Regions from separate parts of the Homo sapiens genome. Here region 2 is linked to region 1. Evidence: read pairs that join two places in POLR2A ChIA-PET (ENCODE). Cell type or tissue: PC-9. All regions are shown on one strand. Links, peaks and the distances in the headings refer to the core of each region. The heading gives the core; the rest is flanking DNA.

Region 1 (5,374 bases), core at 260-5,259:
CTCTGGGGCGATGCTAAAGTTGAAGTTGGGGGCGGGGAGGATGCACCTGCTGGGTTGAGCCCTTAATCTCCGCCTGTGCCTTCAGGCCTCGGTGTCTAAGGTCTTCAGACTTTGCCTTCCACTTGAGCTCAGAAGGTGGGGAATTTCCCTAACAGGAAGGGCCACAATATCAAAAACAAAAAACCCCAGAAATAAGTCTTCAGTTAGTAAACACAGAATCCTAGAAAGTGTTAGTTGCTGTTATTAATGGTCATTGGGTTTTTTTATTTAGTTTTGTTTTGTTTTTTGAGACGGTGTCTCCCTCTTGTTGCCAAGGCTGGAGTGCAATGGCACGATCTCTGCTCACTGCAACCTCTGCCTCCCAGGTTCAAGTGATTCTGCTGCCTCAGCCTTCCGAGTAGCAGGAATTACAGGTGCCCGCCACCATGCCCAGCTAATTTTTTGTACTTCTAATAGAGACAGGGTTTCGCCACGTTGGCCAAGCTGGTCTCAAACTCCTGACCACAGGTGATCCACCCACCTCAGCCTCCCAAAGTGCTGGGATTACAGGTGTGAGCCACTGCACCTGGCCCTAATGGTTGGTCATTGTTAAATTCTCACAGCAGTCCTTTGAATATTTATTTATTTTTTTATTTATATTCTTATTTTTTGAGACGGAATTTCACTGTTGTTGTCCAAGCTGGAATGCAATGGCACGATCTTGGCTCACTGCAACCTCCGCCTCCCGGGTTCAAGCGATTCTCCTTCCTCAGCCTCCTGAGTAGCAGGGATTATAGGCATGCGCCACTATGCCCAACTAATTTTGTATTTTTAGTAGAGACAGGGTTTCTCCACGTTGGCCAGCCTGTTCTCGAACTCCCAACCTCAGGTGATCCGCCTGCCTCGGCCTCCCAAAGTGCTGAGATTACAGGTATGAGCCACCGCACCCGACCTTATTTATTTATTTATTTTTGAGACAGAGTCTCGTTCTGTTGCCCAGGCTGGAGTGCAGTGGTGTGATCTTGGCTCACTGCAACCTCCGCCTCCTGGGTTCAAGCAATTCTCCTGCTTCAGCCTCCCAAGTAGCTGGGATTACAGGCACATGCCACCACACCCAGCTAATTTTTGTATTTTTAGTAAAGACAGGGTTTTACCATGTTGAAAACCGTTGGCCAGGCCAGGTGTGGTGGCTCACGCCTGTAATCCCAGCACTTTGGGAGGCCGAGGCGGGTGGATCACAAGGTCAGGAGATCGAGACCATCCTGGCTAACACGGTGAAACCCTATCTTTACTAAAAATACAAAAAATTAGCCAGGCGTGGTGGCGGGTGCCTGTAGTCCCAGCTACTCGGGAGGCTGAGCAGGAGAATGGCGTGAACCCGGGAGGCAGAGTTTGCAGTGAGCCGAGATAGCGCCACTGCACTCCAGCCTGGGCGACAGAGCGAGACTCCGTCTCAAAAAAAAAAAAAAAACCATTGACCAGGCTGGTCTCGAACTCCTGACGTCAGGTGATCCACCCACTTCAGCCTCCCAAAGTGCTGGGATTACAGGCGTGAGCCACCGCGCTCAGCCTAAATATTTATTTTTACTATTGTTATTCTTTTTTTCTGAGACAGAGTCTTACTCTGTCGCCCAGGTTGGAGTGCAGTGGCACAATCTTGGCTCACTGCAGCCTCCACCTCCCAGGCTCAAGTGATCCTCCTGCCTCAGCCTCCCAAGTAGGTTGGACTACAGGTGTGTGCCACTATGCCCAGCTAATTTTTGCATTTTTAGTAGAGACAGGGTTTCACCATGTTGCCCTGGCTTGTCTCAAACTCCTGGGCTCAAGCAATCCACCCGCCTCAGCCTCCCAAAGTGCTGTGATTACAGGCATGAGTCACCACACTCGGACTCTCCTGATTTTTTTTGAGTGCACAGTTTGTGTTCATTTGGCCATGTCCTGTATTCAACTGCGCAATAACTCAAATTTAGCTCTGGTATGGGTTTGGGTCCTACCACCAAATGTAAGGTCAACATTTCCCACAAGGCCCAGTTCTCCAGGTTCCTGGGGTGATTTTGGTCCCTGAGGTGATCATCTTGGCTTCTGATGCCAAAGGCAGAATTGCAGGAGGTGAGGATGAAGCAGGAGGGAAAACAGCGGCAGCTGAAGATGAACCCTCTGCCCAGGGCCAGAGCAAAATGAAATGTGGGGCTCCTCATCCAAAAATTAACAAGAATTGAATTTCAAGACTGTAACAGCAAAGCATTAAACCAAACACGAAGCCCTTCTGAGCATGGGGTCTGTGCAGCTGCACACTCACACCCAGGACGTTGGCCTTGCCACTGCAGTCAACCTCTAGGTGCACCAGATGCAAGAGAGTTTGTACCCACTCACCCACTCTTTCCCAAGAGCCATCGCCCACTGCTCAAGGGGGAGAGTGGAGGCCAGTCCAGAGACCGAAGAAGCCTACGTGAGGTACAGATGCTGGAGTCTGAAGGTGGAGAAGGAGTGCTGAGAGGAGCCCTCCTAACACAAGGGGCCTTGCAGTGAGAGCCTGAGAGTGCCCCTGGGGAGGGGCATGAGTGAGACCTGGGGGCAGAGCCAGAGTTCTAGTGGGAACTTGCTGGACATGTCCTACACTGGCCACCATGGGGGCTGTGACAAGAGAACTGAGGCCTGTCAGGGTGAGTACATTCTGCAAGCAAGGAGCAGTGTGAGAAACACCACAGGTGTTCCCAGGGGTTGCACTGATTGCCAGGCAGCAGCCATCTCTCATTGGAGAGGGAAGGGAGAGCAGCAGCAGGCTACCCTGCTAGGGTGCAGGTGCACAGGGCTGACTGCAACAAACCCTGCAAACACGGAGATGCCAAACCAATAAAGGAAGGTGTCTGCCCTCAAATAATGTGAAGCCTTTGGTGAACTGAATTCCACAGCAAAGTCCAGACCCAGCTCCCTGAAGACTAGATGGGCTTGACCCCAACACTAACAGCCTGCCAGAGGAAGGTGTATGCAATTCTCCAAGCAGAACTGCTATTTACTTCAGTCTCTGCTATTCCTTTTTTTTTTTTTTGAGATGGAGTCTCACTGTGCTGCCCAAGCTAGAGTGCAGTGGTATAATCTCGGCTCACTGCAACCTTGGCCTCCCAGGATTAAGCAATTCTTCTGCCTCAGTCTCTCAAGTAGCTGGGACTACAGGTGTTTGCCACCACACCCGGCTAAGTTTTGTATTTTTTAGTAGAGACAGGGGTTCACCATATTGGCCAGGCTGGTCTTGAACTCCTGACCTCACGTGATCTGCCTGCCTCTGCCTCCCAAAGTGCTGGGATTACAGGTGTGAGCCACCACGCCTGGCCTCTGATATTCTTTTACACACAAGGTCTAGCATTTAATGACAAATTCTTCAGCCTGGCTGCCTTCAAACTGGGTCATCAACTCTTTCCTGCCTTCAGATTGAAACTGAAACATTTGTCCTCCCCATGTCTTCAGCTTGCTGGCCTTTGGACTGGAACTCATGCCTTCTGCTCTCCTGGGTCTCCAGCTTGCTAGCTCACCCTATAGATCCCTATATATTCTCTTTGTCTGGAGAACCCTAATCCAGACACCCCAAAAAACAAGATAATGTGATCCATCATTCAGAGAGGCAACAGTCAATAGAAGCAGATCCAGAGATGGCCTACATTCTCAGAGAGACATTGGCCATGAGAAATGTTTAACAGGATGCAGTGCAAAGAGTGTACAACATGCATGAAAAGGGGGGAGCCTGTTTGCCTGTTTGCCATGTGTGGATGCAGTGAGAAGGCACTGCCTCTATGAGGATACTCACTGATCTACAATGGGCATGATCCTTAGAAAAGCAGAGCTGATATGGCTGGGCACAGTGGCTCACACCTGTGATTAAAGCACTTTGGGAAGCGGAGGCAGTCAGATCACAAGGTCAGGAGATGAAGACCATCCTGGCTAACATGATGAAGCCCTGTCTCTGCTAAAAATACAAAAAAAAAAAAATTAGCCGGGCATGGTGGCCTGTGCCTGTAGTCCCAGCTACTCAGGAGGCTGAGGCAGGAGAATCGCTTGAACACAGGAGGCAGAGGTTGCAGTGAGCAAAGATCACACCACTGTGCTCCAGCCTGGGCGACAGAGCAAGACTCCGTCTCAAAAAAAAAAAAAAAAAAAGAAAAGAAAAAAAGATAAAGCAGAGCTGATATCCCCCTGGAGCCACAAATGTTCACCACGGGTTATGAGTGTGTTTCTGGGTGGTTGGGACAAGTTGGGCCAGCATATCATCTGGTGAGACCCGATTCAGAACCAAGAACCCTGTCTAAGCCTTACTTGGAATTCCAGAGAGGCGCCCTGGCTCTTGGGGGTGTCCTTCAGGCCTGGCTATTCCCGAAAGGCTGGGGCTGCAAAGCGGTAGCAGTTGCCTCCTGGCCTCTAGCAGTTGCTCTCCCTGCTTGGACCCCTCTGCCATCTGCCCTCACTGCTTCATTTGATTCATTTATTGGTGTTTGACAGGCAAAGTTCTATGTTACCTGCTGTTTCACTGGAGCTCAAGACAAGTTCCTGAGACAAGATTCAAACTCAACAAATGTCTCCCTTTCCTTTCCTTACCTTGGGCTGGGCTCATTGTGTTGGTCTCCCAGCTACCATCAGCCCTGTCCAGCAAGGCCCTCAGCTGAATCATCATTGATTCTTGGCTGGGAGAACACACTGGGCCATGGCTCACACCTCTCCCAGAGGTGCTGAATGTAACTCTTCTCTGACTTGGGGTAAAGCGAAACCTGAGGTTCCCCATTCCCTAAAAGGTCTCTCTCTTCTGATTGCAGTGGAAATCTCCATGGGTCCCTTCCCTCCTTAGTCCTATCCAACTGCCAATGGAGACTCACAGCAGGGATGCCATAGATGAATCCCCCAAACCCCATCCCACAACAAAACAGTGATTAGGGGAAATAACCCTACTCCAGCCAGTTAACCAGAAAGCATCCCTCCGAGACAGTCAGTGTGAGTGGCCTGGTCAGGCTGGGAGGGAAGGGGTGTCCTGCTGTACAATTTGTTTTCACATTTCAAACCTCTGTTCATTCAGTGGATATGTATGAGCCTGGGTACACCTTCCTGCTTCCTCCAAAGCCTGGTGCCGGCAGGCTGAGAGAGGGGGCGCCCCTCTCTGAAGTGCCAATCCTGCTCTGAGACTCAGGGTAGGGGTGTGTAAAAAAACACAGGGTGCCAGGTGTGGTGGCTCACATCTCCCAGCACTTTGGGAGGCCAAGGCAGGCGGATCACGAGGTCAGGAGATCGAGACCATCCTGGCTAACACAGCAAAACCCCGGCTCTCCAAAAAATACAAAAAATTAGCCGGGTGTGGTGGCATGCACCTGTAGTCCCAGCTACTCGGGAGGCTGAGGCAGGAGAATTGCTTGAA
Region 2 (5,374 bases), core at 307-5,306, 170 kb after region 1:
CTGTTGTCTCATGCCTGCAATTATTTTTGTTTTAGTAGTAATACAAAGAACTCATGTACAGAGTACAGATATCAATTCTCCCTTATTGGCTGAGAATCTCAAAGAATTTATTATCTTTCACTAGTGACACCTCATTACATATAAGCTGAGGGAAGTAGTGAGGATTACTTTTAAACTGTAAAGTTTTTTTTCATTGCTAGATGGAAACAATTGTTGAGCCTGCAGGTACAGAGACCGTGTGACACCAAGTCACTGTGTGAGCTTTCCTGGGCCAACAGAGACCACGTGACACCAAGTCACTGTGTGAGCTTTCCTGGGCCATAAAGTGGAGACAGTAATTACTCCTAACCCCCTCATAATGTCTTTTTGTAATTGTAACACAAATATGAAAGCACTTTGAAAACTTGAAGGTATATCTATGACTAAAGAAATGGTTGGGTATGGTGGTTCATGCCTGTAATCCCAGCACTTTGGGAGGTCGAGGTGGGTGGATCACCTGAGATCAGGAGTTTGAGACCAGCCTGGCCAACATGCTGAAACCCCGCCTCTACTAAAACTACAAAAAAATTAGCTGTGCATTGTGGCGGGTGCCTGTAGTCCAGCTACTTGGGAGGCTGAGGCAGGAGAATTGCTTGAACCCGGGAGGTGGTTACTGTGAGCCGAGATCGCGCCACTGCACTCCAGCCTGGACGACAGAGTGAGACTCCAGAGCTCCGAAAGGAGTCTCGCTCTGTCGTCCAGGATGGAGTGCAGTGGCGCGATCTCGGCTCACATATATACATATATATATACGTATATATATATGTGTATATATATACACGTATATGTGTATATATACACATATATACGTATATATGCATATATATACACATATATATATGCATATACACATATACGTGTATATATATACACATATACACTTATATACGTATATATGTGTATATATACATAAACATGTGTGTATATATATACATATACATATGTGTATATATACGTATATACGTATATATATGTGTATATATACATAAACATGTGTATATATATATACATATATATATGTAGCCTAGGAAAAAAGGCAAACTAGTGATATAAAAAGTTCAAGTTTCCAAGATATTTAAACCTAAACATTAGCTAATTTGGAGTGGCGGTCAACTGGTAACTTCCAAAACATTAGTAGGCTGTCTCCATCATTTAGCACAGAAGCCTATTTAGCTCACCAATCATGGGTGGTCACCACTGGTAGGGACTGACACCTCCCTGATCAGATCCCTGAGTACGCTTCAGTATATAGGTCTGAAGACTGTTCTGCCCTTTCCCTGAGACGTGGCCCCACAGCATCTGAGATGCCCATGACTGATGTGGTATAAACAGGTTGACTGGGGAGGGTGTAGATAAATAGGCACTTTTAAAAGGTATTGATAGAGTGTAAATTATTAAATCTTTATGGAAAGCAGGACAATTTTTCAACATCTCATTAAAGCATATATAAAACGTGTTTCCTGCTAAATATAGCTAAAAACATGAGGCGTTACATTTAAGACAAAACAAGACTGTGAAAGGTGGAGAGAAGGAAGCAGACTGGCTAGGAACCAGAGGACCCAAAGAAAGAGCATTGAGGTTTTTTTTTTTTTTCTTTCTGTCAGGGTCTTGCTCTGTTGCCCAGGCTGGAGTGCAGTGGTGTGATCTCGGCTCACTGCAGCCTGGACCTCCCAGGCTCAAGTGATTCTCCCACCTCAGTCCCCCAAGTAGCTGAGACTACTACAGGCGCACATCACCATGCCTGGCTAATTTTTGTATTTTTTATAGAGACAGTTTTGCCATGTTGGCCAGGGTGGCCTCGAACTCCTGACCTCAAGTGTCAGACTCCCAAAGTGCTAGGATTACAGGTATGAGCCACCACACCCAGCCGAGCACTGAGTTCTTGATTTTCTTTATGCTTCATGTGTTTCAGACCTGGGTACTCGAGAAGCCTACAACCCAGAAATGCCAACAGGTGTAGACAAAGAAAACTACAAACAGAAACCTGTTCTCTCTAGCCAAAGGACCAGGAAAAGAGCAGCAAGATGGAAAACTTTTAAAGTTTTAAACAACAATTGCTCTACTGCGGCCAAATTCCACAGGAAATATCCTCACTCCACTCAGCTGGTGTCAGAATAGGGACCAGGGACTTTCATCCCCACCTGGTGAATAATGAGCCCTTCCAACTCACTCCCTGATAAGATAGTGGAGACCAGGTAGGGAGTCTGGATTTCAATCCCATCCAGCAGTAATGAAGCAGCACCCCTCCCTTCCCAGGCAGGGTGATGTCACCAAGGCCTAATGGGGAACTCTTACAGTCATACAGCAATAACAAGGAATCCCTCCCCCCAGACACCGCACCAGCAACAGTGAGGAAGCAGCCCCTCCCTGCCCCAGCAGAGGAAGCCTGCATTGCTTAGAGATTTAAACAAGATCAAGAGTCCATAACATAACACCCAGAATGTCCAGGTTGCAAGTCAAAGATCACTCTTTACACCAAGGGCCAGGATAATCTTGTCCGGGCATGGTGGCTCATACCTGTAATCCCAGCACTTTGGGAGGCTGAGGTAGGTGTTATCACTTGAGGTCAGGAATTCAAGACCAGCCTGGCCAACATGGTGAAGCCCTATCTTTACAAAAATACAAAAATTAGCCTGGCATGGTGGCACATGCCTGTAATCCCAGCTACTTGGGAGGCTGAGGCAGGAGAATCGCTTGAACCCAGGAGGTTGCAGTGAGCTGAGATCGCGCCACTGCACTCCAGCCTGGGCGACAGAGCGAGACTTCATCTCAAAAAAAAAAAAAAAAAAAAGAACCAAAAGAACCGGGATAATTTCAAACAAAAAAAGACAATCTATAGACACCAATACCAAGATGACGTAGACTTACAATTATCTGACAAAGATTCTAAAAGAGGCATCCTCAAAATGCTTCCACGAGCAACTATGAACATGCTTGAAACAAATGAAAAATAAAGTTTCAGCAAAGAGAAGATGTAGAGAACAAAACAGACATTTCAGAACTGAAAAATGCACTAAGCAAAAGAAAAAAGCTTTAGCATGGGTTAAAGGGCAGAATAAAGACAGAGGAAATCAGTGAACTTGAAGACAGAACAAGGCCTCAGGGAAATAACAAAAGATCTAATATTAATGTCATTGGAGTCCCTGATGAAGGCAGAAGGAGGGGCTGGAAAAGCATTCAAAGAAATAATGGCTACAAATCTCCCAAATCTGGCAAAAGGCATAAAGAACCCCGTGAAGAATAAACCCAAATAAATGCACACCAAGACACATCATAAACAAATTCAGAAAACTCAATACAAAAAACAAACAAACAAAAAAAACAAAAAAAACCAAAACCTTGAAGGCAGCCAGAGAGAAATGGTGCATTATACACAAGAAAAAAAAAAAAAAAGGCCTGTAATCCCAGCACTTTGGGAGGCTGAGGTGAAAGGATAGCTTGCCTAGGGGTTTGAGACCAGCCTTGGCAACAGAGCAAGACCCTATATCTACAAAAAATAAAAATTTTAAAAAGACAGCTAGGCCAGGTGCCGTGGCTCATGCCTGTAATCCCAGCACTTTGGGAGGCCGAGGCGAGCGGATGGCCCGAGTTTGGGAGTTTCAGACCAGCCTGACCAACATGGAGAAACCCCGTCTCAACTAAAAATACAAAATTAGCTGGGAGTGGCAGCACATACCTGTAATCCCAGCTACTCGGGAGGCTGAGGCAGGAGAATCACTTGAACCTGAGAGGTGGAGGTTGCAGTGAGCTGAGATCACGCCATGGCACTCCAGCCTGTGCAACAACAGCAAAATGCCATCTTCAAAAAAAAAAAAAAAAAAAAGCCAGGTGGCTGGGCCCAGTGGCTCACACCTGTTATCCCAGCACTTTGGGAGGCCGATGTGGGCAGATGACTTGAGGTCAGGAGTTTGAGAACGGCCTGGCCAACATGGTGAAACCCCATCTCGACTAAAAATATAAAAATTATAGCCGGGCGTGGTGGCTCACGCCTGTAATCCCAGCACTTTGGGAGGCCGAGACGGGTGGATCACGAGGCCAGGAGATTGAGACCATCCTGGCTAACACGGTGAAACCCCATCTCTACTAAAAATACAAAAAATTAGCCAGGCATGGTGGTGGGCGCCTATAGTCCCAGCTACTCGGGAGACTGAGCAGAAGAATGGCGTGAACCTGGGTGGCAGAGCTTGCGGTGAGCCAAGATCGCATCACTGCACTCCAGCCTGGGTGACAGAGTGAGACTCCGTCTCAAAACAAACAAACAAACAAATAAACAAACAAACAAAACAGCCAGGTGTGGTGGCGGGTGCCTATAGTCCCAGTTACTCAGGAGGCCGAGGTGAGAGAATAACATGAATCTGGGAGGCAGAGGTTGCAGTGAGCCGAGATCACAACACTGCATTCCAGCCTGGGCGACAAAGTGAGACTGTCTCAAAAAACAAAAACAAAAACAAGCCAGGCGCAGTGGCTCATGCCTGTAATCCCAGCACTTTGGGAGGCAGAGGCAAGTGGATCACGAGGTCAGGAGATCGAGACCATCCTGGCTAACATGGTGAAACCCTGTCTCTACTAAAAATACAAAAAAATTACGTTGGTGGCACGTGCCTGTAGTCCCAGCTACTCAGGAGGCTGAGGCAGGAGAATTGCTTGAACCCAGGAGGCGGAGGTTGCAGTGAGCCGAGATCGCGCCACTGCACTCCAGCCTGGGCGACAGAGTGACACTCCGTCTCAAAAAAAAGAAAAGAAAAGAAAAGAAAAGAAAAAAAACAGCCAGGCGTGGTGGTACGTGCCTGCAGTCCCAGCTACTCAGGAGGCTGAAGTAGCAAGATTGCTTGAGCCTGGAAGTAGAGGCTGCAGTGAGCTGTGATAATGCCACTCTACTCCAGCCTGGGTGACAGAGTAAGACCCTGCCTCAAAAATAATAAATAAGTATAATGAAGAAAGGTGGCCAGGCGTGGTGGCTCACGCCTGTAATCCTAGCACTTTGGGAGGCCGAGGCGAGTGGATCATGAGATCAGGAGTTCAAGACCAGCCTGGCCAACATGGTGAAACCCCATCTCTACTAAAAATAAAAAAAATTAGCAGGGTGTGGTGGTGCATGCCTGTAGTCCCACCTACTCGGGGGTCTGAGGCAGGAGAATCGCTTGAACCCAGGATGCAGAGGTTGCAGTGAGCCGAGATCATGCCCATTGCACTCCAGCCTGGGCAACAGAGTAAGACTCCGTCACAAGAAAAAAAAAAGAAAGGCAAAAGAACTAGATTAGCTGAAACAATTTTGAAAAAGAAGTGAGAGAAATCAATCTATCCGATTTTGAGACTTCTTATGAGCTACAATAAT

What was found. Peaks named below come from ENCODE experiments on the same cell type or tissue, not always from the same donor. Only the 100,000 strongest peaks of a DNase experiment are listed, where the experiment ranks them.
Region 2: POLR2A ChIA-PET joins it to region 1 with 9 read pairs; 23 of 35 experiments call an interaction of 5 or more read pairs at or near these places.

What each region holds. Positions count from the first base shown.
Region 1 is chr7:44,781,885-44,787,258 of GRCh38, reverse strand. No RefSeq gene overlaps it. Among named protein-coding and RNA genes, the nearest start is that of PPIA, 12 kb to the left of the region's middle. RefSeq lists an enhancer at 1-449. In PC-9, for the core only: no CTCF peak of the experiment used is centred there; no DNase peak of the experiment used is centred there.
Region 2 is chr7:44,612,291-44,617,664 of GRCh38, reverse strand. The region is part of intron 1 of OGDH (oxoglutarate dehydrogenase); the gene reads right to left. Among named protein-coding and RNA genes, the nearest start is that of OGDH, 8.4 kb to the right of the region's middle. In PC-9, for the core only: no CTCF peak of the experiment used is centred there; no DNase peak of the experiment used is centred there; H3K27ac peaks cover 2,824 bases.